Linked DNA regions of Homo sapiens: region 2 is linked to region 1. A link is a loop called in an ENCODE intact Hi-C map of the cell type or tissue named here. Cell type or tissue: sigmoid colon. All regions are shown on one strand. Links, peaks and the distances in the headings refer to the core of each region. The heading gives the core; the rest is flanking DNA. Region 1 overlaps BCL2 (BCL2 apoptosis regulator). Region 2 overlaps BCL2 (BCL2 apoptosis regulator).

What was found. A loop is a pair of places that touch in the nucleus more often than their neighbours do. Peaks named below come from ENCODE experiments on the same cell type or tissue, not always from the same donor. Only the 100,000 strongest peaks of a DNase experiment are listed, where the experiment ranks them.
Region 2: a loop joins it to region 1, with 2.7 times the contacts of the local background. A loop is called at or near these places in 8 of 110 quality-filtered maps.

Annotation. Positions count from the first base shown.
Region 1 is chr18:63,237,064-63,239,988 of GRCh38, reverse strand. All of the region lies in intron 2 of BCL2 (BCL2 apoptosis regulator), which reads left to right. Among named protein-coding and RNA genes, the nearest start is that of BCL2, 81 kb to the left of the region's middle. In sigmoid colon, for the core only: no CTCF peak of the experiment used is centred there; a DNase peak (open chromatin) is centred at 1,708; H3K4me3 peaks cover 997 bases; H3K27ac peaks cover 1,506 bases.
Region 2 is chr18:63,186,135-63,189,059 of GRCh38, reverse strand. The region is part of intron 2 of BCL2 (BCL2 apoptosis regulator); the gene reads left to right. Among named protein-coding and RNA genes, the nearest start is that of BCL2, 130 kb to the left of the region's middle. In sigmoid colon, for the core only: no CTCF peak of the experiment used is centred there; no DNase peak of the experiment used is centred there; H3K27ac peaks cover 142 bases.

The DNA of each region.
Region 1 (2,925 bases), core at 171-2,670:
TCAAGATAAAATTATAGAACCCTAACCATGGAATAGCAGGACTCAGTGACAATTACATCTCTCTCTTCTCCACAATGCATGCGAGTGTGAACTGAGATTTTGGTAAGTTCCCATTTCCCTTTGGCCTATTGAACCCCTTTAAGGGTTCAGCCCCCAACCCTGGGAAGATTCCATGCATGAAAACTACCCAAATCCTCCCAGTTGGGATTAATGTGACCTGATAAAGAGTTCTGATTTTTTTTTTTTTTTGAGACAGAGTCTCTCTCTGTCTCCCAGGCTGGAGTGCAGTGGCGCGATCTCAGCTCACTGCAACCTCCACCTCTCGGGTTCAAGCAATTCTCCTGCCTTAGCCTCCCAAGTAGCTGGGATTACAGGCATGCATTGCCATGCCCGGCTAATTTTTTATTTTTGTAGAGACGGGGTTTCACCATGTTGGCCAGGCTGGTCTCAAACTCCTGACCTCAGGTGATCCGCTCATCTTGGCCTCCCAAAGGGCTGTGATTACAGGTGTGAGTCACTGCGCCTGGCCTGATTTTTGTGTCACCAGAATTGCCTTGTCCATTATTTGTGTTTTCCAAATATCTATTGAATTAACTCGAATTGGATGCAGACAGACATTGTGCACTCAAAACCTAGGTGATTGATTTGGAAAAAGATTCAAGACTTTTAGGTTAGTCTAAGAGATGCTCAGGGGAGGCCCCTTCCATTTTGCTTCCAGCAGGGTGTCAAAGTTATTGGCTAAATTCCAGCCTCCCTTTCTTTATACTCATAACAATAAAGGTACCAGCATGAATGCAGCAGAGTTTTGTTTTAGAATATAATCCTGTGAAGTTTTACCAGCCGAAAGCATAATATTTGGATGGATAAAATGTGTGTTTGGTGAGAAAGCTACTGAAGGAACATAATATTGGACCCCCAATCAGGTAATTTAAATGTTATAGGAAGCACCAAGCCCACCTATTTCACAGGCCCCCGCCTCTCCCCTACCCGGAGTAGCAGGGCTCCCGCAGTTAGCCATCCCACAGCTCTCCAGGGGCTCTGCTCTCTCGTTACCAAGAAGCACATGCCAGCCCGTCTCCCAGCGTTTCCTGGTCCTTTCACAATAGACAGATGGGGATGCTCCAGGTAGAGACAAAAGAGAACACACAATCCATACGCTCATCTTGCTGGTACCCTTCCGCTCCCTGAGCCCAAAGAGGAGAACCCAGCCCTCTGCGTAGGAAGAACACATTTCAAGGCATTTACTGACAAGTAGGTATAGTTACTGCATACACATGTGGAGGCTGCATTATATCAAAACTGTAAATAAACATAGACTCTGCACACTCCTTCAGGCCCCACCATGTATTTATGAATGGGATTGCTTCATCATTTTCTTTTAATGTCAGTAGCAGGGAAGTCAGAAAGCATTACCTCTAAAACGGGGACAGAACATTGCAAATACATACATTTCCAACCAGCTGTGGCAATAACCAGCAAACAAAATTACTTCACCCCGTTGTTATGGGCCCCATGCCTATGGGATTTTTCCTGAGTTTCTGATTTATAACAATCACTTTTGAAGGCCTCAAAATGCTTAGGTGAGATTAAATTACTGATTATCCAAAAGTTCTGTTTTCGCTGGAGTCTTTCTGGACGGCTGCTGATTCGGTCCCATTTAAAGCATTCGGTGGCATGAACTCACTCGGTTTCTGCCCACATCACTGCATTCCTGGGATGCCGTTCACAGGCCTTAGCAAGATCATCTGACAGCCGCCTGTGAGGTCAACGAACTTTATACATAATTAAACACTCCCAGTTAGGAGAATTCATTTCTTTCTCCCTGAGAAGCAGAGAAAGAATACATGTTGTGTTGCCCTCCATTACGGAGTAAAAGTTGTGTGGAGTAATCAGGCTAGTTTCACATGATTTAATGTTGAACCGAATAAGAAAGTGATTGCATCCTCTACTGGGCCTCACAGAAAAGTCACCACCCACATTGTTTATTCAGACTGGGATCTTGGCCATTTGGGGTTTAAGCCAGAAGAAAGAGGAAAAAAAAAAAATCCAACCCTGGAATGAACGCTTTTGAAACTCTGTATTCTTGATGAAATGCGGCCAAGGGTTCTTTTAAAAAAAACTATTTAAAATCAATTACCAAGATCATATTTTCATTTACAATGGGTTGTTAGCAACAGCTAATTCTCTGTTTCCATCCAGATTTGGTGTTTAAGCTTCAATATGCTGGTATTGGAATCCTTGCCGTGTTTTGTCTGGGTATCAGATGCTACCACCAAACTATGTGTGGGGAGTTGGGCAACTCTGACCTTTGACCAGCTTTCCATAAAATAACAAGGAAAGGTGTGAGGAGGCTAGGGATTGGGTGAAAACTAGCCTGAGGGATGGCAGTAAGTGAGCTTCACCAGGGGGATGAACATATAAAGGAGGCACTGAGGATATTGCTAAGGGTAAGAGAAAGCAAAAGACAGAATCATATGCCTTGGGAGGAGGGTCAGGCCCGTTAAGGCACCTAGTCCGTCTGTCTCTAGCCAGGACTGCAAGAAATCATCTCAGACATGCGATCTTGTATCGCATTTTTAAAGATCTCAAGAGGAGATTCCGGAACCTCCCTTGGTCATCCGCCCTATTATTTAACAATTCCTACAGCCAGGAAATTCTTTCTTATTTCCAGCCTAAAATGTGCATGTGGTGCAGCTTCAGGGGAGGTGATTGATCGAGGCCACGCCCACCTCCCCCCCGCCTGTTTACTCCTTGGATGGGATGGTGCATATGTCTTGCTTCTTCCTTAAAATGGGCCTCTCTCGGCCTCCATACCACAGTCCCCGGGCTGGGAGAGGGGTCGTGGTATAGAGGTGGGGTGGGGGCCGACCAGCGGCGTTTATGGGGACCAGCCGCCACCAGGAACTGTTGCTAGGCATTTTATGT
Region 2 (2,925 bases), core at 166-2,665, 51 kb after region 1:
TGTAAGGATGTCTATTACAGCATTATGTATTTTAATTTTGCAGCAAAAAAAAAAAAAAAACTTGGGGAAAAAAAGAAATGTCTGTGTAGGGTACTGGCTAAATTGGTAAACTGATATGAAATAAAATGCTGCTATTAAGAAAGGTGATGGATACATATGAACTCACATTTTAAAATGTCTGAGATTTATTGTAGAGGGAAAAAGTGGAAGTCTGTATGGATAATATTATTTTATTGATGAGAAAAAAATTAGATACATATACAAATGCATGTATATTCATAGCATTTTCTGGAAGGATATATAATATACTGTTCAGCTAATATATAATTTAAGGATTATGAGTATTATAAATTGAAATTAATATTATTACAAATTAATACAAATTAAGATTTGTTGATGTATACATAGTATTATGGTAAAATGAGTATAATTAAATTATTCAAAAGTTTGCTTTCTTACATTTGTTAAATATTTTCCAGTTTATGTTCTAATTTGCTTATTCCAATCTTTATTTCTATCACCTATATAATTAAACTCCAATTCAGTTTAGGGTCATTCATAATTTCCAAACTGATTATTTTACTGTTTCTTCAGTAGTGTTGAAGATAATGATGATGGCACTAGTCATCCCTTATTGAACCCCTATGATGTGCTAAACACTTGTACTTATATTTTCTCTAAACCTCCAAAATTGTAAAAGTTGATGAGGAAGCAGAGGCCCTGCCATCTTAAGGAACTTGCTAAAGCCATGCAGCCAGCAAGTAAGTTTCAGAGCTAGCACTGAAACTCAGGTCTAACGCCAAAGACTGTACTATTTCCATATGTCATTCTGCCTCAGATATAGAGCTGGTGAATTCATTTTTCAGGCAGTGTCTTTGTGGGTAAGACAGATAGCTGCTTAAAAAGAGATAGAAAACATGCTTTGGATTGTTATGGCTTGCTAGCATTTTCCACTCACCATTGTTATTAATTATTCTGTGTTTCCCATTTGTCTTAACTTTGATCGTATACTTACAAAGTTTATGGAAACTGCCCAAGTGCATTCGATTCTGCTGATATTTCCATGGTCTGAACGCCAGCCCTATGAGCAGGGGCCAAATGGAGCATGCCATCTGAAGACTGCTCCAGCTTTCAGAGCTGGACCTGGTTCAAATGGGAATGCCATACCACTGTTTATTTTAATGAGATAAAGAGCAAAGAAAAATAAAAAAGCAAAATCTGCATTTGAAAACATTCAAGTAACGTAATCTGTATTAGTCGAACTAATTCTAAGCCTGGCCTGGTTTTGATTTTAGAGATTTCCACAGCTCCACGTGTACCCCCAGGGTGGCCATGTAGAGGTAACAACAACAATACTAGGAAGACCATTCCAAGCCTCTGTCTCCATTTCTTGCTTTTCTGACACCCTTCACCTGTTCTTTATTCAGCTATTTACTGGGGCATGGTCTTTATCTGAAGTTTTTCCTGGTATTTTCAACCCATTAGGATAAGTGGGGTGGGTGTAGGGGGCTGTGCCCACAAAACAGACATCCAACTTGGTTTTAGGAAAGGCTTTTTAGAGGAAATGATAACTACACGGAGTCCTGAAAGAGAAATCATAGAGGTAGAGGTGCCCACTTATCTAGGTAGAGAGAACGGCATGTGCATAAGGGAGAGATAAAAGGGCACACAGTACATCTGTACAGCTGTGAGTCCCCAAGCATCTGACCTCTCTTGAATGAGGATATTGACTACAGGTTACTTAGTTGACCTTGTTAAAGCCTTATCATATCAGGATTACCAGGGTACAAAAACATTCCTAAAATAAATGGCTCTGTTACTAAACACTCCCCTTATAACACCATTGTTGACACTGTGACTTTTAAAAATCTCTCATATCTGGCCATACCTGTCTCACCTTCCTAAAGTCACACTGACAGATGACACACCAGGGCAAGATGAAAACTGTAGGGACTTGTGTAGAATGAAACGATAACTTCCTGTTCTTAAAAGGGACTGTTGATATAATATCCTTTTTGCAAAAACAGGGAAATGCTTAAGGTTGGAGTTTCTGTTTTCAATAATGAAGATGGATATTCACATGAAAAGAAGACAAAAGAAAACAGAATGCCCCAGCTGTGGGCTAAGCAGTTGGCTATTTTTATTTGTCAGGACAAAAACATCAAATGACAATTCTTTCTTCATTTCTCTTTATGAATCTAGTACTAAAGAATGCTACTAAATCTTAAGTTCTATTAACTCCTGACAATGTATAAACTTGGGTTTACAGTTTATATACACCACAGTTAGGGATTTCCATATATCCTCCAGCTAGTCAAGAAAACCTTTGTTTGGAGTTCTTTACTGACTATTGCATCATCCAAATTTATTTTTTGCCTATGAAAACTGAAAAGGTGAAGACCAAATTTGGAAATTCACGTGTGCCAATGCAGATATCAACATGAACAAAAGAAAAATACATGTATTGGACTTTGGAAAGTAAAATCACAGACCTATTCTGGTTCAAGGTCAGCCATAAGTGGAATTGTAAAGAAAGGCCAGAAAATAATATATGGTTCATACTCAAGAACAAGAATGGTCATATCATGTACAAAATGAATTGAGCTAAAAGATAAACAGTAAAATGCTATGGTTTTTATTGTTAGCAGACTTCCACTAATTATAAATTAAAGGCAGTCAGTAATACCCATAGATTAAAAAGCTAGTTGAAAACTGAGATTCCTGTAGTAAATATTAAGCGTTGTGTGGTACATTAGTCACATGTGTATAATAAAGACAATAAATCCATGTAAGTACAGCAATGATGAAATGTGCATAAAGCAGTTTGAACTCCACAGAAGTAAGCAAAGTATAAATAGATAGCATGCTCAGGCACAGAGAAAAGCAAGTGCTATTTTAGCACTTGAGCTAGTGATAATTTATTGT